3 separate regions of the Mus musculus genome follow, and regions 1 and 3 are each linked to region 2. A link is a loop called in an ENCODE intact Hi-C map of the cell type or tissue named here. Cell type or tissue: left cerebral cortex. All regions are shown on one strand.

Region 1 (8,000 bases), 74 kb after region 2:
TAAAGGAGGCCTTCAGGTGAGCTGCAGGGCTTGGCAAAGGGAAGTATGAGGCAATGTTTCCATGAGAGACAAATGGAAAAGAAAGAGGCTAGAAAGGAAACATTCATGGGCTGTTGGATTGCCAAGGAGAACATGACTCACTAAGGAGAGATTGGTTATCTGAGTCTCTAAGTCCCTTCTTGAAAGGAGATATTTTTCTTGCATGGATCAGACTGGAGAAGAAGAAAATTTGAGGGTATGGCTACTCTATTCTGAGAATCAGTGACAGACTACCTTCTGCTTCCAGGACCTCAGACAAAAGGCACGAGGTTTCTTCGCATTGTCTTATAGGCATGCAAACCAAGTACTTGGATATCCAAGAGAGGACAGGGAAGACAGCACGTCTCTTCCTAGTGGCTTATTCACCTCTGGGATTTGTCCCTTCCTATTTTCTTCCTCCTACATGTTTTAATCCTCCATGTTGAAATGGAGTGTTTTCTTTGCATGTCAAGCCACAGATACTTCCTGTACCAAGGATCCCTCCTGATCCTCTTAATGTGGATCTAATTGCCCCTCTGAGCTTCCATAAGATTTTTACTCTTGTTGTCAAACCATACCTTGCACTGAGCAAAGCATGGATTTTGTTGCAGTCCTGGTGTAGATATTGGCCTTTTTGCTATGTGTGCGTACTCTGAGAGCAGGAACTGGTTCTTGTCTTATGGTCGGATCATGACTTCCTCAAATAACAAGTCACTAAATATTTATGGGGTAAAACCAAATAGATCCATGTGTATGATATACCCGAGTTTGTATACAGGGAAGACTGCATATGACGTGGTAAGAAACATGATCATATTTATGACCACCAGAAAGGTAAGTCAGTTACCACATTTACTTTGTCCAGTGAAACAGATTTACCTGAGCTTAATCAAGTCAAGTGGTAATACTGATGGTATTACTGGAAGTTAAAGTGAGGGAACACAGTAATATTGTGAATGTCCACTTATGAACTTAGTCTCTTTACCTGTAAAACAGAAATAAACACTTGTTCCTCTACTCATTCATTCACTGTTGGGGAAATAACTGTAAGTTCTAATAATCCCATGATCCTTAGACTGCCTTCCTAGCACATTGAACTTTTCTTAGAAATGCAAAATTTAGCCAGGTAATGATGGCACATGCCTTTAATCTTAGCACTTGTGATGGAGAGGCAGGTAGATCTCTGAGTTCAAGGCCAGCCTGGACTACAAACTAAGTTCCAGGATAGCCAGGGCTGTTACCAGAGAAACTCTGTTTTGAAAAACAAACAAACAGAAAGAAAGAAGGAAGAAAGGAAAGGAAAGGGAAGGAAGGAAGGAAGGAAGGAGGAAGGAAGGAAGGAAGGAAGGAAGAGAGGAAGGGAATAGAAGGGAAGGGAAAAATAAATAAATAAATTCAGAATTTCTCCAGGTCCTACTGAATCAGAATCCATACATTTTCATTAGGTTGATGTGGATATGCAGAAATGGTTCAGAAGTTTTACTCTCAAGGGCGATACAATTTTTATTTGGCATTGTTACTACTAAGGTCCATGTGTTTTGAAGAAAGCAGACATAAGTCCAGTCTAAGAAATGCAGCTTGAAAGGAAGCGAAGCAGGTCAGTGAGAGATGCAGTGAGGGAGAAAGTAAGTTTCCAGTCCTCTGACCTGTAAGATGCAGATCCCGGGCATAAATCTGCAATTGGTGTTATCACTCTCTACATCTCTGCCCATCTCTTTCCAATATCTCCCTCCTGGGCTTTGCTTTTGTGGAATCTTTGCCACCTGGGAAGTAGATAGCACCAAGTCAGTTTAATGGGAGCTAAGATATTATCTTAGGCACCTGTAGCGTGCTGTAGATCTTCCTAACATAGATTTCATTTTAAAGAGTTAAATGGAGAGTTAAGATGTCAAGGAGTCAGAAGACACATCATGGAACCCTGCGTTATTAAGGAGGTAGCTTATTGTGAGGCTGTAGCTGGGTTTCTCTTTGGGCATTTCTGGATAAGAGACTAGAGAAGTGATTCTTAATCTGTGGGTCATGACTCCAAAGGACCATCAGAAAGCACAGATATTTACAATTCATAACAGTAACAAAGTTACAGTTATGAAGTATCAATAAAAACAATTTTACAGTTGGGAGTCACCAAGGCATGAGGAACTAACTGTATTAAAGGACCTCAGCAATGGAAGGTTGAGAACCATTGGGCAAGAGGAAGGCTGACATCTGCCTTGAGAATTGTTATAGATTGAATACCTACTGTGTGTTGTGTACAACACTGGGCTTTTTACTTTCACAGATTGTTGTTCCATTTAATCCATGTTTACAAAGAGTCCTATTTTATAAGCACAGAAGCTCAAGTTATGAAAAATACCCATGATCACAGTGCTAGTGATGCTGAACCTGGTACTGATGTTGGATGAGTGGCAGAGCTTCCTTCTGACAGAATACAAGGAAGTCACACTTGGACATTTGGCTTTGATACCATGAGAGCATGAACCACAGAGTCTGGGGCTAGGACTTAAAAAGAACTTTTTTTAAAAAAAAAATCATTAATTTGTACATATCCTAGCATTTCACACTTGAAACTTGTGATCTAGGATAGCAAACAGAATACTCTCTAAATTTGACTCTTGATATTTTTACTTGAAAACTAAACCAAAATGCAGGTCAACTTCATTCTACTAACTTTTGGCTTTCTAGATTATAAGCAGCTCTAGCATGAAGTAGACACATGAAGGTTACAGGACTCTGACATAAAATGTCCATATACAGAGAGATAGGAATTCGTATGTGCATAGAAGTTATCTGGAAGACCAAACCATATTCTCTTACTTTATGTTTTTAATAGGAGATTTAATAGGATAGAAAATTTGAAGACATATTAAAAGTTTGTACAATAAAATGGAATAGAATATTAGTATATGTTTTCTGATATTATTTTAGGAAAACTGTCATTTTGCCAATTTCTATCTATAAGATGTCTTTAAATTTAGAACATATGGGCTAAGGATGATATAATAATAATATATGTAATATTAATATGTAGCATAATAATAGCCCTTTTATCCTTCTTCTGTTCTGGTAGTTGCAATGCTAAGGGCTGAAACATATGATGGCATACAGCCCAACCCTTTGGGAGCACAGATGTTTTACTGCTAATAGGAGTGATTTTTAAAAATGTCTGTGCCAAAATAACAGAAGAGTTTTTTTTTCTTACAAATATGGAATATTAATGCATCTGTTCTAAGGATGTCATGTAATTCTTTCCAGTTCTATGTTAGCATGAAGGCACAGAAGATTTACATTTATAGGGAGAGCTGGGTAAGTTCCAAGATTTTAGGAGCATGGGTTTGATGTGAGCTATGGTTTAAAGGGGAGCCTCCACAACTGTAGGGGGAATTTGAACAGGTTATTTCAGTTGCTCAGCTTGCTGATGGAGTAGGTACAAATGTAGGTTGTGTGAGTTGTAGGGAAAATTCATGGGTTTATTGGATACCATAATCCATACTTAGGTTTTAGGACAAGCCTGAGCAGATTGTGATGAGATAACGAGAGGTTGTCCTTATGAAGTTTAGCACATGCTAGCTTTCATTAAAAAATGACCAGCATAGTCTCAGTTACAGCAGCTGTAGATAAAAATTCAGGTCAACTCAAGTGTGAACTGTTGGGCTTTGCCTTAGAAGATACTATCTCCCCCCTTGTTTCTATTTCTGCTTAATTGTTAGGATCTGTGATTTTACAGTAGGTCAGGGGAAGTCCTTAAGGATGCCTCTAAAAATGTAATCTTGGGTCTGGGAAGGTGGTTCAGTGGGTAGTGTGCTTGCTATGTAAATGTATGGACTGTTGTTTGAATTTTCAGAACCCATGCAGAAGCCAAGTGGGCTTGGCAAACTGCTCATAATCTCTGCATGCAGGAGGCCAAGATAAGGAATCCTGGAGCAAGCTGGCTACCCAATACAGCAGTGATCTCTGGATTCAGGAACAGACCCTGCCTCAATAGATAGTATGAAAAATGATCTAGGACCAGCCAAAGCAATAGCTCTGGATTCAGAGAGAGACACTGTCTCATGAGGAAGAAAAGTCATTTGACATCAACCTCAAACCTCCAAATATGTGGGTATACATGCATATGCACCCATACACACATGTGCACTCATATATACATACAGTACAGACATATTTAAAAAAAGGCAAAAAACGGGGTCTTGATACTTGTGACAGATCCTTTAAGATGTCCTAAATGCCTGCCAAGAATTTGTTTTGTTTTTTTTTTTCTTTTCAGACTTCTAACAACACCAAGAATTTGAAAACCAATGTCTAGAGCATGATGGGAAATGTGATAACTATACCAATGTGTAGTGGGTAATGTGCCCCAAGATCAGTCACATGTTACATCAGTCTGTGGTTGGCACTTCTGTTCTGAATCAAAATGTTTCTGCGTTAAAGGGCAGCAGTGGTCTTCACTGGAGTCTGATACAGTATCACGAGGGAAAATGATAAACGGCGCATGAACTTTTTCATCTTTAGGTAATTAAGGCTCAAGTTTTATTGTTTATGTGCACCAGCATGGTTGAAATCGTGTCAGCATCTGGCTTTGGATTTTTCTTTTTAAGTAAGGAAAGAAGGCCTTTGTGGAGGACTAACATGCAGCCAGCTGCAGAGTAGGAGAAAGTGTTGGGCTGAGTCAAGATTTCCTGCAGGGGAAAAAAGTGAGTCCATGCTTATTTGAATTAGCAGCTGGAGTCCAGGCATGGCAGATAGAGAGATGAGAGATGTGTGTGTGTGTGTGTGTGTGTGTGTGTGTGTGTGTGAGAGAGAGAGAGAGAGAGAGAGAGAGAGAGAGAGAGAGAGAGAGAGAGAGAGAGAGAGAGAGAAGGAGAGAGAGAGATCTGCTGGTTACTCACAAGAATCTCAGTACGAAAGAATATCTTGCAGGGATTTGCCAGATAAACGCTGTGAGGTCTGACATGCAAGCATCCTGTTTCACAGTAAACGTCCACAGAACTTGCCCTGTTCCCCAACACTCCTGATTACTGTTGACTCTTTGGAGAATGCAGACAAGTGAGTGTCTGCCCTGACAGGGTATCCTGGGGAAAACAGAGCCCCTGTGGGAGGAAGCTGACATATGGTATACACAAGTGGTGCGTGCTAATTATGGACAAATGAGGGAGCATGAGGGAGTGAAAGGAAGCAAGCAGCCTTCCAGATTTCTCCCACCCCAAGATAGCTATTGTTAATGCGTTGATGTCTTCTCCATCTTGTTCCAGATTATTGTGTACATTTGTGTGTCATTCTCTTATACTTTTCTCAAAAGAGAATGGTATCCATGCATTGGATCCCTTATAATTGTTTTCATTTGTTAGACAATATGTCTGAGCTGTGTCTCTTGCTATAAGACATCATGGGTAGAAGGCGGTAGAATATGCAAATAAGAAACCCTGATTTTTAACCACTGTTATCATAGTCACTGGTGTGATAAATATCCCAAGAGCTAAATATTAAACACACCTCTTTACTTCCTTGAGATAAGTTTTTCTCCCTCCATTCCATCCATTTGTCTGTTTATCCATCTAAAAATTGTATCTGTCTTGGGTGACAAAACATCGACTAAATACATCAATCAATAAGTATTTGTAACTCTCAATTCTAAAGTTATGGAATCTCCAGGTACCAAGTAATTTGTTTTCTGGCTCCTGGGGTACTCTTGTCTTTCAAAAGAAAGAAATCACAAATCTCACAATAGACTCTCAGTCCTCCTTATTCCAGCTAAAATTAATCATCTCCCCAAAGTCCTACTTCTATATTCTATCACATCTGGACTAAGGGTTCATAGTCTATACTTCACAGGGCACACACATTTAGTTCCTAGCATGTGCTGTATGTTTCCTTGGCACTGTGACCTAGTGAGAGTCTAAGGGATGCAGACCTATCCCCCTTCATGGACAAGATATAGACATGCATCATCACACACAGAGAACTTTAAGGTGATTAGTGAAACGAATACCATTCCAAGTGTATCAGTGCATTTTTGTTACTATAACACAGTATCTGAGTATAGGTAGCTTTATATATTAATGGGATTAGCCCATAGGTCTGAAGATTTATAAAGACATCACTTCTGGAAGTAGTACAGGTTCAACACTGGAGAGGGGGGGAAAGTTTCAAGACTGGAAGCCAGAGCATGATTTAGCTATCAGCTTTGGTTTTATACCCTCTTGCTCTCATGAAAACTCAGGATCCTACAAGAAATGTGTGAGTTTTGTCTGAAGTCAATATTCTTTTATTTTCTAAAAAAAAAAATCACTTTGCATCCCAATTGCTGGCCCCTCCTGTTCCCCCCCACACACACAATTCCTTCCCTTATGACCCTCCCTTTCTCCTCCCAGAGGATGAAGGCCCCCCCCCCTGGGTAACCCCAAACCCTGACACAAGTCTTTGTAGGATAAGACCAGACAAGGCAGCCCAGTTAGGGGAATGTATTCCACAGACAGGCAATAGCTTTAGGGATAGCCCCTGCTCCCTTTGTTTGGGACCCACATGAGGATTGGGCTGCACATCTGCTACATATGTGTGGGAAACCTAGGTCCAGCCCATGTATGCTCTTTGGTTGGTGGTGCAGTCTCTGAAAGCCCTCAATGGTCTAGGTTAGTTGACACTCAGTTTGTCTTCTGTGGAGTTCCTATTTCCACTGGAGTCCTTGACCCTTCCCCCAGAAATTCCATAAGAGTCCCTGAGCTCCATCCAATGTTTGGCTGTGGGTCTCTGCATCTGTTTCAGTCAGCTGCTGGGTGGAGCGTCTCAGAGGACAGTAACGCTAGGCTCCTGTCTGAAGTCAGTATTTTTAATATTCAAATAATCTCACCTATTAGATGGTCTGTCAACTTCCACATCACAACAGCTTTCTACACATAGATCCTTGGACAAACCATAATCAAGAAGATGCAGGGCTACAAGGGGACCTAGAGTAGGGAACCTGGTTAATTTAGAAAAACTGTATAATGCTTCACAGAGTTGGTTAGTTTTTGTCAACTTGGCCCAAGCTATGGCCATCTTGAAGAGGAAACATCAATTGAAAAAATTTGTCCCTATCAGATGGATTTGTGGGCAAGTTTGTGTTGCTCATTGATGAGGGAGGAGCCAACCCAGTGTGGATAGTGTCATTTCTGGGCAGGTGTTCCTGGGTTGAATAAGAAATATAGTTGGACAAGCCATGTAAAGCAAGCTAGTAAGCAGTATTCTTCTATGATCGTTGCTTTAGTCCTGACTTCAGGCTCCTGCGTGAATTCCTGCTCTGACTTCCACCAATGATGGATTGTGATACGGAAATGTAAGCAAATGAACCCTCTCCTCCACAAGTCTCTTTTGGTCAACGAGTGTGTGTTTGTTTTGTTTTCTAGAGAATCAGGAAGCAAATTAGGATGTCTAGGAATGGCTAGTTGAGCTGGGATGAGAATGACTAGGAAATAATATGGTACGGCAGGCAGGAAGGAGAAAGAACAGTGTGTACAGAGGCTACAGGGAAGGAAAAAAATAATCAAGAACAGAGGACTAAACAAATCATATATATATATATATATATGTATATGTAGCCAGGAGGTTGGAAGGAGCTGACAGTTCAAAGGCTTAAAGTATTTCCAGTCCTTACTACAACTAAAATTACAATTAAAAAGCATTATACCACATTGAGTTCATATCATGCTTTCCAAAAATTATATCACTCATATATATTTAAATTGTGGATTATGGATATCGTGTTGAGATGAAAAAAAATCTGTGAAATCATAATGAATATTATTCCAACTACGTTTGCAACTCCTTTTGACAGCTAGTGCCAGAGCTCTCCTCTGGGCTGTATTTAAGGAGATACCTACATTACCAGAGGATCACTGAGAACTTTGTTGAGTGGCAGTCCCCTCAGGGGTTGAAACATTGCATCCTTCCAGCAAGGAGAAAACCAAGCAACTCAAACCAGCTTCAGAGTCCTCAAAACTGATCAGATT
Region 2 (8,000 bases):
AGTAGCAGGACTTCAGTTTAGGCTTTTAGCCTCAGAGTCCAAATAGTTCCCTCAAATTTGGTTCAACTCTACTTTAGTGCTAGGTCTAGAAAGAGATCATCTAACTTGACCTGAATTTTTTTTTTTACTTGTCTACCCTTTTCTTAAATGACTGTTAGGTATGGAAATTTAGTAAGGAAACCTGAGGTTCTGATGTGTTTTGAAGTAGAGAATGAAGGAGTAAGACCTTCTTTGCACTGTTTTCTGTTGGGACTCGGGGTGTTCCTTCCTAAGCTGGCGTTAAGTTGATAGGGGATATTCATCCAGTTTTATTCCTTGTTTATTTTTCTTATCAAGGTTCTCAGATGCATCTAGTTTAGGGGTCTTTACACAGTCTAGCTATATGTCACTTCCTATTTTTATTAATATAGCTTTATTGGAACATAACTACATCCATTTACTGAGTATGGCCTGCATCTACTTTTGTTGTACTGTAGCAATGTGAAGAGTTGGGATAGACCAGTGAAGATGAAAATATTTACAGTATTCTAATGGTAAAACATACATAACCTCTGCATTAACTTTATTCTTTTATGAGAGATATTGTCAAGTACTCATTCTATTGCTAAAAATTCAACACACACACCTATGCACACTATAGACATAAAGAGAAGTAAACACACACAGTAAAGTGGGGGAGGGGAGGGGATTTTATTTACTCATTACTTACTACTGATTCCTAGAAGTTGATCTTTTGGATCTTTACTCTTTTACATTAAAAAGCATTTCCTTCCTGGGCTGACAAAATGTTATTTACTTTTGTGCCTACTCATTCAAATTCAGTGACTAGACTCTGAAATTCACCTTTGTGATTGATATCATGTTAGGCTTGGCAGATCCTGGAAACAGATGCTGATTACTCATTGAATTACTAATTCTCTGACCTGATCTCTCACTTGGCTTAGAGATTAGGAAGGACTTCTGTTGTCTCCCAGTTTTAACTCATTTTACATGGATATTAGTTTTTGTTGAGGAGTTTAGAATTCTCCTAAACTTGGAACTCAGGCTAGCTGAGCATGGCTTTCTAGGCTTTATACCAGTAGACCACAAGATGCTGGAAATATATTTTATGTGGCCAGCAATGGTCTCTGCCAGTTCTCTTCTTGGCTTCTGCAAGCTCCTTCTCAAATGCTTCTGCTACATCGAACCTTCCAGTTCCACTTCTGCAGTGGATTCTATATTCTGCAGTGCTATAGTTCTGTCTCAGTCTTTTACTTCCATTTGTCTGTCACTTAAAGCATCATTAAAAGTCTCATTGGCACCTTTACCCTAATAGGTCCCAGGTAGAACACATCTATTTAGCCAATCCTCTCTCCAGTCTGGACTACACCCTTGGAGACAAACATGGATAATAGAAACAGCCGAAACCACTCACACATGTCACACCTAAGTAGGGAAATAGCTTCAGGGAGAGGTGGAGGCAACATTGTGAGAACGTTCGGGAGAATTCTGCCTCTCTGTCCTGAATCTAGTTCAGCTTATTGTCTTCAGGTCCATTGGTTCTCCTGGACCTTGCCTTCACTTCCTAATCCCAAGTTCTGTCTCTTCTCAACTGTAACTTGGTTCCCTAGATCTCAGACCCAAATTCCTGAACTCCACTTCCGTTTCCTTGTCTCATGCAATACTTGACCATGAACTGTGTACCTATCCTTAGCCTGATAGGACCATCACAATGAAGGGTTGCCAAAGAGTTACTGAGTATGCAGTGTCTTTTACATATGTTATCTAGTATAATCCTTGAAACCGTCTTGTGAGGTAAGACTGTTATTATTAGGATAATAACGATTATGTAATTTACAGGTGAGGGGGCTGGACACTAATAGGCTTAGGGAACTTGTCCAAGGCTATATAGATTGTGTATGGGTGGAATTAGAATCCTAGCCAGGTCTGCTTGGCTCCACAGTATTATTACCCCAGTTTCTTTTTCCCACTTGCATCTGCACTTAGGTGATTCTGTTCTTGCATCTGACTTTAATATGTGTCAGGAGTCAGTAAGATTGCCTGTAAAGGGCCAGGGAGTAGATATTTTCAGTTTCTAAGGACAAGAAGACTCTGCCATTGGTCCTATTATTGATACATGGACTTGAAAAGCCACAGACAGCACATATCTGGTGGGGACAGATGTGCTCTAGTACCCCTTTAGTCATAGACATAGAAATTTAAATTTTTATAGTTTTCACATGCCACTAATTACTCTTATTCTTCTGTGTTTTGTTCCCAACCATTAAAAGACTGTAAAACCATTCTTAGCTTATAAGCTATGCAAAAGTAGGCAGAAGACCAATTCAGTCCCTGGGTCAAAAACTTGCCAACGCTTGTTCTACACCATATTAATTATTTGATTTCAGGTTTGTAAGTTTCTGAAAGACTCAGCTAGTTACTATAATATGTGGTAAACTTTTTATTTTTTTATGGTCACTACCATGATAGTGACAGAAGCCATGTGAAGGAGGTCCCAGCACCACTTCCATTTACTAGAGGATTAGAGATGAACTATTTTGCTCAGGCTGCACTTAACTAGGAGACAGTACAGTCTAATGTAGACAACAGGCCTCCTGACCCCAAGGCTGGCATCCAAAGCATGAAGCTATGCTTCCTTTCTGGCTCCTATGAGATAATACACATTAAAGTTATTTGAGAACCATACAGGGTTATATAAATATAAGTTAATAACTATCATAATTGTTTGTGTTACATCTTCATCCAGGTTTCTGAAGGGATTGGATTACAATCAAATCGATGTTAATCAAAACAAAAACAGCGAGGCACGCCATGGGATGATATCTAGTTTTCTGTCCATCTTAGTATTAGATATTAGGAGCATTAGATTTCCATCTCAAATCAGCAATTGAGGAACCCTCTTAAATTGTATATGGTTTGCTATCTTCTCTGAACTTCCTTGAACTTGGCCTTGTGCTGATTTTTACTGATTAAAACCAAAATGAAGCTGTAGACAGGCAAGAGGTGGCATATCGATAAGAGCCGTGATTAAGTTTTTGTATTTTTTTTCACTCATTCACTTCTTTTTCAATGCACTTCACTTCCTATATTAAATAGCAAGAGAGACATGACTTAATTATTGAGAATCCTTTGGAGCCAAATGGAAAATTACACTACTACTTACTCAGATGCCAGGGTAATTAGAGACCAATTATTTCTCCCATTTGGCACTAATGAATGAAGATCAATTAAAAAAATAATGTAACTGTGAATTGCCTTTATTGAGCGGAGAGCTCTGAGCAGCTGAAATTGTCTACTCTTTCCCTAATTGAAAATACCAAGTCAAGGCATCTCAAATCGTGACTGTGTTCGTGTAATTTTAGAGCGCTTTTGTTTTTAAAACTCACACAGATGGCCAAAGCCTGGCATTGAATCATTTCCTGGGTACAACACACTGCTCTTTCTTCCATGGGGAGAGTCAAAACATGGGCTCAAGAAATTTTTATTTCCCTAGTGATAACATCAGGTTTTCTGGCAGAGCTCTATCATTGCTTCTGGGCAGGTTTTGCCTGGGCTAAGATGGAATGTCTGATTTGCTTGGCTATTTCACTTTTCTTCTGATTAGTATATCCGCTTCATCAAATGCATTCTGAAAACATTTATTTTTACTGTTTTTTTTTCTTTTCTTTTAAATCTCATGGACAGAGACGTTTCCTTGATTAGCATATTGGGATCATTTTGTGGGGATGTGGACCTGCCTGCTCCAGGATCTCTCAAGAGCTCCACACATGCCTTTTAATCACCTGAGCATCAATCACTGGAGGGTCCTATACTATTTAATCTTATCTAGCATACATTTTAGCTGGAATATACAAATGTCTGTTCTTTAGATTGGTCCTAAGACTGGATAAGTACTTTCCCTGATGTGGGAAGAGGGGAGTCTCAGGATCTCTATTCTCTGGGAGCAAGATGACAAGACATACATTCCAAGGAAGCGCTGCTTATAGAAAAGCAGCCGATAAATCTCACTCAACACATCTCCTTGCATATACACTCTAAATCACCTAGTTTATAAGGCATGTTTACCCAGGTTACTCCACTGTACTCCAAACAACTGCAAGAACTACGTAAAGCTGGTTTCATCCTCTATGTTCAAATGAAATCGTGAGGCTCCAGAGTTTAAAGGATAATAGAACACCACACCCAGAGCTACAAAGACCCACCATAGGACTCATGGATGATGCTTGGAACTGTGCAGTGTAAAAATTGCACAGTCATCCATTCTCATCTGAACGCCCGGCTTAACTGAAAATACTGGAGAAAGGACAAAGAGAAATTATGGAACGCATGAGTCATGATGAAGGGAAACCTTAAAATATTGTTCTCCTAGCATTTCCCTGTGTGGAACAGGATTGGGTGGGGCCAAAGTCTGAATGAGCTGTGTGGCCAAAGGCTTGGCTTTGGGGTTGGGCAACTAAGAACTCAAAGAATTCTTTTGTTCTGGTGTCTGCATCCTCAAGTTGGGACACTCCAGACTTAATAGGGAGGAAAGACCAGTGATGGGGATGCTGAACTCAAACACCAGTTCTGGCTGTTGTCTTTGAGCCTGCCTCTGGTGCACCGGCTTCTTACTTGAGGTGTCAGGAGATCACTGTCAGGCCCACTGAAAATGGAAATGCAGGAGGAAGGGCTGTTTAGCAGGAACCTTCCACTAATCTGGCACATCAAATTATGACCACTAATGAGGACATCCACATGGTCCTGTAACTTCATATCCCTGCGTGTAGATTACTGAAATAGCCACTTTCTTTTAATAATCCTATTAGCACCTTGTAAACAGTGCTTTTATAGTTCGCTGTGGTTTCTCTGGGTTACACAGTAAAGGAGAGATTTTAAGTGAACACATTTTAAAGAGTCCACATCTTTCTCTCTCTTTTGTCTTTTTTTTTCCATGAAGAGCCAAGAAAACACACCAATAATTTTAGAAAATGGAGACTATCCTTTTTCTGATCATTTTTTTGTGTAACTCAGAGAAACATGCTTATCATGTTAGAGATGAAGGAGAAATACAGACGGATGGTATAAAATTTTTCAGAATACTAGGGTTCATTTCTAACCTCACGTCTTAAGTCTTGGCCATGGCACATCTTTTAAGATCTTAGCATTCAAATCAAGACGAGATATTGCCTGACCTTTCTCATAGCATTGTTCTGTGAGTTCATAAAGTCTTTCTGGAGAGCAGTCTGCTGTAGAAGTTGCTACAACAAGGCTCAGCATGTGCACGCCAATGGGTTCCCTAGAAAGCAAAGGTGAACATAGCTATCCTCTGAGAGATGTTGGGTCAATGATGTATTTTCCCAAAGACATTCAGAAAAGAGGGTGAAAATGGGGTCTCAGAGGGTGTGGGAGCTGAAGTTTGTACTTGCTTATTTGTTGACTATTTAAACACATGTTTATTGCTTTGTAGAGGCTTTGTGGGGCCTGGAAGATAAAGTGTTGTATAAAATGACTGCCTGATCTCACGGATCTTAGGTTTCTTTCAGGGGTCAGATAAATAGATCATGAAAAGAAAGGTGTAATGTAACATGGTCCATGAAAAACAATAAATGAAGTTCTGTAGGGACTGCTAATGGTTATATGTGTGCATAGCAGGTGAGGACGCTGGGTTTGTTTTAAGAGTACAGACAGGGTACTCCTCTGTGGTGGGGTGACATGTGATCAGAGCCCTAGAGATAGGTACCAGCTAAGTGAAAAACTTAGGAGCTCGTTTTCAGTAAGAGAAAAGATTGAGTCCAAGTCATGAGGTAGAAGTGACCTGCCTGAAGCAGAATCAGAACTGTGCAGGGAGAAGGTTTGCTTGGTGAAGGTATGAACAGAGGCAGGAGGAGAATCAGCTAGGGTGCACATCACATGAATCTACAAAGAGAGTGAAGGACTTGGATGGAAAGCAAATGAAAGCTTAGCAGCCAACAGGAAATCATATGATTTGCAATGTACAAAAACTACGTTGCCTTATGTGTGTAGGCTGAATTTTCAAGCACAGGAAAGGATGTTCGGGGAAGACACTGAGGACTCTTGCCTGTAGGCAATGATGGCATTCTGTATTAGAGATGCTTCAAGAATGTGTGTGAAGAATGGTTAGGGGATGCATAAGGTGGAGGGAGGAAAAGCGAAGTGCCGAAGAGCTGTCGCTTTCATGGTTGGTGATGAATAACAGGTGAGTACACTGGTGTTCCTCACCACTGAGAGACACCTGAGCATGCATAGTGCTGTCACAGGTTCTTGTGAGATGTGTGCTCAAGGCTATCTAGCAGGAATTGGGCATATGAGTTTGAAGTATCCTGAAGATTTTTGTCCTGTTGATATTCACATGGATGAATTACATGAAGATAGTGTTACAGTTTTCAAGATGTTATTAACAGTGACGATCTAAAGCTGCTTCTCTGTGTGAGTCCACTGGCTTCCTTCTCTCAAGCAATCTCTGGTGTTTGAGCCTTACTGTGATTTTTGCTGACCTCATCACCTGGAAGGACTTTTTCGAAGCATAATTGCTGTGTTTGTTAGAAAACTTCACCTGCTTTTTATCCACTGGTCTTTGTTTTTCCTAATAGAGATACACTTATGTCAACTATTCTATTCTTTCCAGTATTTGAACATGGCACTCATAATGACTTATGGCTATCAATGCTGCACACACTCCATGGGCAGCCCTTAATCCCCTAGACAATAGCAGGGTTCAAGGGTACAGACAGGTGCAAGGGATCTGGTTACCGACGACAGGAAGAAGAAGAGTAGTGCTGGTGATCTGGTCTTGATGGGGCTCATTGTGGATAGATCTGAAGTGTTTCAGAGCCTGCCAAATCCAACAAACAAGATTGCCTCTTATGAAAGATGTTCACTCTTGTGCCAACTGCCTGGAACTGCTATAAAGGACATTGGGAGATGGGAGGGGCTGAAATAAGGAATAATTTCAACCTCTCAGTTGAAATTGTGCACTGGGAAAGTTTGGGACCATGTTGTTTATAAACCACAAATCTCAGATCAAGTTGGCATAAGCAAGAAGGGGCATTTCCTGTCCCCTGCAGCATAGAGTGAAAGGATTCACTTTCTGTGAGGCTAATCCAAGACTTAAATGAAATTGTGGAAATTGTTCCTTAGGGTTTTTTTTTATTTGTTTGTTTATTTTTTTTCAGCTTTAGAATCTCATACATGCATATAGTTTGGTCCAGCTCCTACCCTTTGCCCCAACACTGTTCACTCCCAATTGTGTGTGTTCCTTTCTTACAAACTCACAGGGTCCTCTTTGGTGTTTTGAGAAGAGATTAAATTGTAGTTCAGAGTTATTGCAAAAATGTTACCTGTTGGAAGTAAGTAAGGAGTGAAGGGGAGGTAGAAGGAAGAGATATTTCTCAGAGCAAGACAAAAAGGGGGGAAGGGGACCATTTCCACCTTAGTATTTAGCACCAAACAACAAGGTTGACAACACCTGGATGATGAAATTTAAGAAAAAAGAGCAAACATAAGTAATGTTGTAGATCAGAAAGCTCTACTTCTAGTTGGCAAGGAGTGGAAATGGCTGATCAGCAAGGCAAAAGTTTGTCCAAACAATCAGGACTCCTCAGTTCCATAGTACCACACACATAACACTCCACATACTTGGATTATAGGAGGATTTGGGGACTTGGGGATAGACAGAGTCACGCTTAGGCATCTTACCCTGTCACATTTGTAGCTGTGGTATCCACAGGGAGTGTGTCTCAAAGGCATCCTGAGGTAGTTTCTAACCCCAGTTCTGTCCCTTGCTCGGTTATGTGATTCCTCAGGTCCTCATCCCTCACTGTTGGATTTCTTCTAAACACACACACACACACACACACACACACACACACACACACACACACACACGTGTGTAAGGTATGCATATACGCCAGGGTGTTGTCCTTTAGAGTTGCCCACCTTGGTCAGAATGTTTTGTTTTTGAGACAGGTTCTCTCACTGCTAAGGAACTCACCAAGGAAGCT
Region 3 (8,000 bases), 92 kb after region 2:
GAAAAGTTGCCTTGATGTTTTAGTTGATGAAATAAAAATATCTGGGCCGTTTGATGGAGCAATGACACGGAAACAACTTTCCCCACATGCTAACTCATATCAAACCCTGACTCCTTTCTCACATGTTTGGCACTGGAACAGCAGTGAGTAAAGAGGAAAAAAGTGACTGACCTTGACAGAAAGGCAAATGAGGAGCAGGTAGAAGAAACACACCCCTACCAAGAGTGCCACAAGAGGGAAAACGCCCAAGATCACCAGTTTCATGAAACAAGGGTGGGAACACAAAGATGTCTAACTTGGAATAAACATTGCTGCACTATTTTATGGACCAATACAGACAACAACTGGGAAAATACCCATGAGCTGTCTGCTGATGGAGCTGGTGTCAGCCGTTTTTAAATGTGAGTGTGGGATCAAGACCTGCCAATGTGGGTCTAATTTTGCCTTTGTATCTTACTAACTCTGTGATTCCAGGTGATCTAAATGCTTTAGATTTCATCTTCCTCTTGCAAAAAGTGTATAATAATAAAAACAACTGCACGAGATAACATAAACATTAATTGAAATATTAAGACAAGTAGAAGTTCAGAGAAATGCAAAGACAGGGGTCTGTGACCTTCTCACTGGGAGGGAACACCTGTATGGACCTGTGTGTCTGTGTCCTACAGTATTACTGGTATGGTTCATCTAACCTTGGCTACTACTGGAGAGTGAGCTATAGGATAGTGGTCACCACAACTCTATTGATTGAATGTGTTTTCTGCTCCTGGAACCAAAGCTTAAATCACAACAAACATATAAGAAATACTATGTGTTTTTCAAAGCCTAGTAAGTATGCTTTGTATAAGATTTTAATGTGTATTTAATTGGAGGGGGAAAAGTAATATATAATTATAATACATTATATCTTAATTTGTCCATGAAACTTTGTTTTTAATATATCTTGAAATGATACTCAGTGAAGCACTCTAATAGTCCTCTATAACTCTGAAAAGAAAAAAAAGAGAGGAACATAAAAAGAAGTTATCCTGGACAGCAATGCCATCATCACCCTGGGACCCTCCACCTTCCTCTATGTGTAGGTAACTCTACCAAGACCTTCTGCAAAATATTTCATTTAATTCTCTCCAAACTGCATAAATGGACACTTTCATTTTAATTTTCTCATGGGAGAAAAGAGAGAGTGCTTTAAAAGATGAAGAGTCTAGATGTAAGTCCCATAGCAGAAATGGATAAGGAGAAGGCTGGTACACTCAGTCTGACTGAAAAAAAAAATCCTTGTTATAGTGTCTTGATTTTACCCTTTTCTGGAGAAACATTTGCTGAACATCTCACATTAAGCAATTCCTTATTTTGTACAAGGAGAAAACAATGTTAGGTAGAGAATAAGTTTTCTGTGTGTTTGATATATACATAAATGCATACATTTTTGGCTTGATTGTAATAAATCAATGAACAGACATAGAACAGTCGTATTCCTAAAGAATTACACATAATAGAGGGAAATCAATGAATAAAGAACTCAGTAACAAACAGTGTGTGTGTGTGTGTGTGTGTGTGTGTGTGTGTGTGTGTGGCAGGAGGTTATGGATGTGATAGAACATGGCATAGAAATGGAGCAACAATGTCCAAGGGCGGGTGCCAGCATGCATATTCAATATGGTGGTAAGAATAGGATGTAGCTAAAGGGATACTGTGGTTGTTTTAGGGTAGAGTGTTCCTGTCAGGGGATCTGCAACAACAGGGGCACAATAGAGTTGAGAAAAATAGCAAGGAGATTGGGTCTGGCTGGGGTGAGAAATCAGGCACAGGAAGTAAAGTCAGGAGGATTCTGGGAAAGAGACAGGGCATGCAGGGCATTCTGAACCCAGAGTGCTTGGCTTAGATCTCATGGCTCCTACAGTCATGAGACACTATTTGTTCTTCTATTGTGAGTATAGCAAGAGATTCTCAGTCATCTCTTTCCAAAGTTGGGCATTCTTGGGGATAGAAGAGTTATGGCACAGTGGCAGTGTCTACTCAACCTCCACACATCAGATTCTGTTATGGGCAAGGTGATGTGGGTAGCTTCCAAGTCATATCTTTCAGCCATGTAGATGTAGGAGCCAAAATGAGTTTTGTTTTGTTTTTTTGTTTTTGTTTTTTTAAAACTGAAAAGTGCTCTTTGGGAGAAAGCTAAAGGCTAAGCAAAAAAACCACCAATCTAATTTATTTTAAATATGTATATTCAGTTCAATTCAATTTCACTTAGTGTAATAAAATTTGGGTTCAGAAATTACCTGCTATTTTCTAGGCACAGTGGGGAATGTAAAGGGATTTTATGATGTAGAACAAAAGCTCAGGTATTGCAAAGCCCCGAGAGAACAGGAGTATTCAGATCCAAGGCTGCCAACCATCCTGTGAAAAGCCAAATTCCAATGTCAAGGCCTTTGAACCATATGATGTTTGTCAGTTACCCTACTTTTATCACGGTGTGAGAACAGACATTTTGGAGCAAATGGGCATAGATGTGTTTCAATAAAACTTTATTATAAAAGTTGGTAGCAGTCTTGATTTGGTTGGTGGGGAGTGATTTGGTAGCATCTAAACCAGACAGCTGTATTACTGGTGCTACAGCAGCTCTTACTATCTACTGAGTGTCCCTACTTCCAGCCAGGTACTCCTCCTAGCTCATACTAACAATATTATTATAGCATAAAAAGCATTATCTCTTTTATAGATAGAACCCCAGAGATTCTGTTTAAAAAGGGTCAACATGTTCCTAAGTCATATAGCCATGAAATTACAGAATTTAGAAGCCAATCACAGAAAAAGATTCCAAATGTTACACAGCACACTGAATCTCACAGAAGATTCAACACAGTTCATAAACAGATTCCCAGTTCTCAGCCAAAGAGAATGAGGTATTAGTCATTGAGTCATCTTACAAGGACAATGCCCAGGTCAGCCCAGGGTCTGGAAAACAGATGTGTTTTCTCAGCTTGGCCTTGCTTGATAAGTGGAAGAACTTTCCTTCAGAGATGTCCAAGCTGCCTGCCTCATAGCTTCTACATCCTTCCGGGAAAACGTCTGAGTTGCTATAAATGACACAAGGAGCATTCAAAAGGCTAAGGGAGATGATATCATCACACCCTGTCTCATGGGAGCCTGGCAAGTTCAAGGACTTGGTGAGAGGAGTGAAATGCAAAAGTGCTCCTCAGTCCTAGGTAGAGTTGGAAGAATACAACACACACACACAGACACACACACACACACACACAGACACACACACACACACATATTTTCGTGTGTCTGTATATGAAAGAGGAGAGAGAGAGAGAGAGAGAGAGAGAGAGAGAGAGAGAGAGAGAGAGAGAGAGAATGCACACACAGGCACACATGGGTATGCATGTGGAAGCTAACTATTGGGTGATAATCCTCTGGTGCCACACACCTTAGTTTTCAATACCATATCTCTTACTTTTTCCTGTAACTTGCCAGTTTGGCTAGCTGGCCAGAGAACCCACCCTACCTATCCAGTTTTTGTGGTCATTTTAAGGGTGGTTCTAAGGATTGAACCAACACCATCACACACGAATGCCCAATTCTTTATCAATTGAATATCTCCTTGGCCCAGTCTTCATATCCTTAAAGAAGGATCCCAGAACTCCCAAGCTAAATTGTGCAATGCCGGGCCTTTCTCTGGAACACTAATCTCTTTTCATTTCATCACTGCAGGAATCACTGTTTGTTGATCTACCAACTTGTTCAGCATCTTATTCCTCTGATAAGGCTGAAAAACTCTGGGGGAGCCAAGAACTTGTCTGCCTGTTTCCCACTACCCATGCTACCTAGGATAGAAAGAATACTCACAGCAACAGCAAAAGCTATCTATGGAGCTATGCCATCTGCAAGGCACTGTACTGAACCTTTCTTGGAATTCTGTCACTTAATTCCTTCAGTGACTCCAAGTCACCAAGGAATGCTCATTGTCATCAGTGCTGAGGCTTGAGAAGGTTAGAAGCAACCCTATGTGGTTACAGACATAGAAACCCTCTCTTCCAAGCATGTGTGCCTTAATAGGCAGTCACCCAGGCAGGATGCATAAGTGAAAGATTGCATTTCTGTTATCCTGAAAGCTAATGAGAAACAGTCTAACTAAGGGAAAGGCAGCCAGGGCACTGAAGGTGACTGAGAGCCAGTGCAGTCTCACTACCGACTGCACGGTCACACAGCTGCCATCTGTGGCCTACTCAAAGCAGTGTTCCAGGATGGGCAGTGATAAAGATGGTTATATATTTCTACAGAAGCCAGAGGGCGGTCATGGGCAAGGCTTCTCCTGGCATCACTTCATGGAAAGGCAGCTGTGGTCACCTGTGTGTGCACAGCTGCATGGAGGCTCTTCTGGGGAGAGCTTGAAAGGCAAGACTGGAAATCTTAGTGGGAAGCCCCAGCCTACGGCCTTCTTATTATGTTCCCCTTGTCGCCTCTGCCTTGTTTTGTGGGCTCTAGGAAAAAGTGACACTCTGTAAAGTCTTCTCTAGTTCAGTCACTTCCATTTGTGCTCTTGGATACTTGCTTTGAGCTTCTGGCTTTGATGTTGGGCCTGCTCAGCTGCCTCTGAGAGTGGGTGTGTGACCTGCAGCAAGTGGGAGAAAGGCCTTATGTTTGAACTGCCTGGTGACTGATTAACTCTTTCCACAGCTTCTCTGGCGCAAAATAGGCAAAGCAGCCTCCAGATGGCCCCAGGATGCCGGCGGCTCCCCTTCCTGAGGTGCTTGGGTGGGGGTTGCTGCTGCTTCTAGCAAGCCAGATTTGACATGGGGCCATGGTCACATGCTTGTGCTAGGAGAAGGCAGCTGCCTGGAGTGCCAACTGGGAGTTTAGGAATGGAGAGTTCACTCTCTGAGCAAGCTGTAACCACAGGATAGCCGTGGGCCCCACAGGGTAAACAAACTAATCCAAACAAAAAGATGAAAATAAATGAAGGTAAGAAATGCTTATAACTTATCTTGTTTCATTTATTTTGTGTTTCTTAAATTCCACTGTCAAATTATAAGGGCAGAGGTGGGGGAAATGAAGAAAGGAATGAAGGAAAAGGAAGAGTAGAAAAGAGGAGGGTGAGAAGGGTAGGGCAGGCAAGGAAGGGACAGGTTGGAATGCTTGAAAGGGTAGGATAAGGGAAGGAACAGGAAGGAAGGATAGGGTAGAGCAGAGAAGGGAAGGGAAGGAAAAGAAGGAAAGTGAGGGGAGGGGAGACAAGGGAAGGGAAAAGTTGTGTTATGTTTTATACAAAAAGAGAGAAGCAAAGGTATGTCTGATAGAGCCAGTTATGGTGAGGTGGGAGGGTTCCCTCAGTAGGCCCATGCTGAGGCATCCCTTCCCCCCTGAGGTACCAGCCACAGGACAATGGTTTAGTATAGAATAAAGTTTATTTACATTGTGGGAAGGGGGGTTGGGAAGGGAGGAGAAAGAGAGAGAGAGAGAGAGAGAGAGAGAGAGAGAGAGAGAGAGAGAGAGAGAAGTGAAGGGAAGAGAAGAGAAGAGAAGAGAAGAGAAGAGAAGAGAAGAGAAGAGAAGAGAAGAGAAGAGAAGAGAGGCAGGAATGCAAGGAGAGGGGAGGAGAGGGAAGGGCAGAAAGGGAAAAAGCAGTCATGGAGAGAAGGGGCAGAGAGTAAGAGAGTAAGAGATCAAGCAGGGGGCAATCGTACCTGGTTGTTGCAAGTTAACTATGGGGCGGAGCCTAGAAGGAATGCTAACAAGTTGGGATGGTGGAAAAAGGGTTGGGAAAGGGAAGGAAGGGAAGGAAAAAAGGAGGGAAGGCAGTGGTGAGAGGGAAGGGTAGGAATGGTGGAAAGGGGAGAGAAGAGAAGGGAAAGGAAAGATGGGAATTGAAGGGAAGGAGAGAAGGGGAAAAGAGAAGGAGGAGGGATGGATAGAGTCACTAGCTGAAAGAACTGAAATCTCAATTCAGGATCAGTTGGGAGTGCAGAAATACTTGAGGGTACTTTCGAAGAGGAACAATCAAGTGGTAGGAAGGTAGCACAAATGTTAGACACTGATGAGTCCCCATGGAGACAATCCCTGGGGAATTAACAACTCTCTACACCCACAGAGTGGCTATCTATTTTGAGACAAGAGCTGGGATGACTGCCAAGGATAGTAGATTGGGAGATCAGTAATACAAATCTGCAGAGCCACCACAGGGCCCATGCTGACCACACCCAACGTCACTCTGAACCTGATGATCAGTTGGCAGAAGAAACTTGCCAGCTGCAGGAGCTGGGTCTGAGGGAGCTCTGACTCAATGGACAGACAGGGATACTGTCAGCCTTTAGTGCCTTGACTTGCTTGTGTCGTTGACATATGCTCAAGCCAACATGAAACCATTCTGTGCTCCCATACCTAGTTTCCCATGACAAGCACACCTATGAAATTGAGTGCATGAATTTTTTTGTTTGTTTGAGGGTTTAATGTCTGTGAAGAGCCATGCCAGGGGCTCCCTCAGTTCTAACATTACACACAAGCTTCCTAATGGTGGCTGACTAAAGTCTCGCCATCTCAGTAGCCATCACTGTAAACATGCTGAACCTCACAGAGCTGCAGAACTAACTCCAACAGGCTTCGATGTAGAGTTGTAGGCCCCGCATCTGCTCCTCCACTGGGCATGGCCGCTTGGGGAGGCAGAATGCAGGGAGTTTGACTGCACTAATCCCAAGCAGCTGCCTGGTTGGGTGCTTAGTCATAGGGAGGTACAGTCTGAGATGTGGGAGGCTGGAGCTGGCTCAGAGGCTGGGGCTGGCTCAGAGGCTGGGGCCCTGGGTTCTCAGGCTCTTGGACATTCAGGAGCTGCTGGGCATCTGGAATTGCTGAGAACAGCGTGGGGGTGGCACGGGCTGGGGACAGTGTCTACCCTGAGGTGATGGGTGGGGAGGAGAGTTCCAGCTTGTTCCAGCAGAGATGATATCCTTAGCTTGGTAGGTGCAGGAGAGCAGGGAGGCCTTTTACTGGAGACTAGGCTACAGCTCTGTAAGTGAAGGCCTTCTTCATGACTCCCCACAGGGGATCCTGATGAAAAGAGACAGTCCATGGTATTAAAAAGTGCATTGTCATGGTGGAAAATGGATAAGTAAAACCATACCTCCCTCCCCGCCCCCCTTTTCACGATGAGTCTGAGATTAAATACCTTTTGCAGGAAGGTATGTCTGGGAAGGGACGTTTCCAGGCCGCTAGGTACCTCATTAGCATGGAGAATGCTGTCTTGAGCCTATGTGACCGACCATAGGACACATTTCTTTTATGTGAGAAGCATGTGTAAAAGTCAGGGGTCTGTCAGGGATCTGGGAGTCACCTAAGCCTTAGGTGTATGCCCACCGGGTCTCTGGGTCTCAACCTGCTCTACCTTACCAAACATCCTGGATGGTTTTTCATCCCACACTTCCAATCCTCTCGCTCTTTGTCAAAATAACAGCGTGTTGGAAAACATGTTTGATTAAAAATATACTGGTAAATGCACCCCATCTTTCCATTTAAATAAGAATTATCATTATTATTGTTGTTGTTATTAGTATTGGTGGGTTATTTTGATTTTTTCCCTCAGATTGTATGTTTCAACTAGTATACTAGAAGGAAGGGCAAATTTAAGTTGTTGTAGAATATTAACTAATGTTTCAGATAATTTAATATATTTCATTTCTAGCAAATATTGGGGTGACAAGACCATACTTTGAGAATATTAGAACATTAATTATCTGAAACCAACTTTGGAATTCCCCTTCTTTCTGCTTCATTCTGTGTGGATGTTGCTTTTAAAGATGAGTTGGATAAAAGTAAGGGTGCTAGTTCTGAAATGAGTTCTCTGTGAGTCTTGGTTTACCTGAGCTCAAGCTAAAAGAATGAGTTAGGATATTAACAATACTGAGCCATTCATGTAAATTTGTTAAGCATCTACTGAGTCCTGGCACTACGCATGTCTGCACCCAACTATGTATAACGGTAAGGGTGATGTAACACTAGTGCCT

Evidence for each region. Hi-C counts contacts between places; a loop is a spot of excess contacts. Peaks named below come from ENCODE experiments on the same cell type or tissue, not always from the same donor. Only the 100,000 strongest peaks of a DNase experiment are listed, where the experiment ranks them.
Region 1: it touches region 2 in a loop (2.3-fold over the local background); 2 of 42 quality-filtered maps call a loop at or near these places.
Region 3: a loop joins it to region 2, with 2.3 times the contacts of the local background. A loop is called at or near these places in 3 of 42 quality-filtered maps.

The regions. Positions count from the first base shown.
Region 1 is chr6:101,497,253-101,505,252 of GRCm38, forward strand. No RefSeq gene overlaps it. Among named protein-coding and RNA genes, the nearest start is that of Gm34335, 18 kb to the right of the region's middle. In left cerebral cortex, no CTCF peak of the experiment used is centred here; DNase peaks (open chromatin) are centred at 4,655 and 5,121; H3K27ac peaks cover 1,763 bases.
Region 2 is chr6:101,423,109-101,431,108 of GRCm38, forward strand. No RefSeq gene overlaps it. Among named protein-coding and RNA genes, the nearest start is that of Pdzrn3, 49 kb to the left of the region's middle. In left cerebral cortex, no CTCF peak of the experiment used is centred here; DNase peaks (open chromatin) are centred at 3,396 and 4,310; H3K27ac peaks cover 2,116 bases.
Region 3 is chr6:101,514,785-101,522,784 of GRCm38, forward strand. Gm34335 (a long non-coding RNA gene) reads left to right here and starts at 4,730. Exons shown (of 2, transcript XR_869335.2): 1 at 4,730-4,968. In left cerebral cortex, no CTCF peak of the experiment used is centred here; DNase peaks (open chromatin) are centred at 4,243, 4,563, 6,121 and 6,725; H3K27ac peaks cover 668 bases.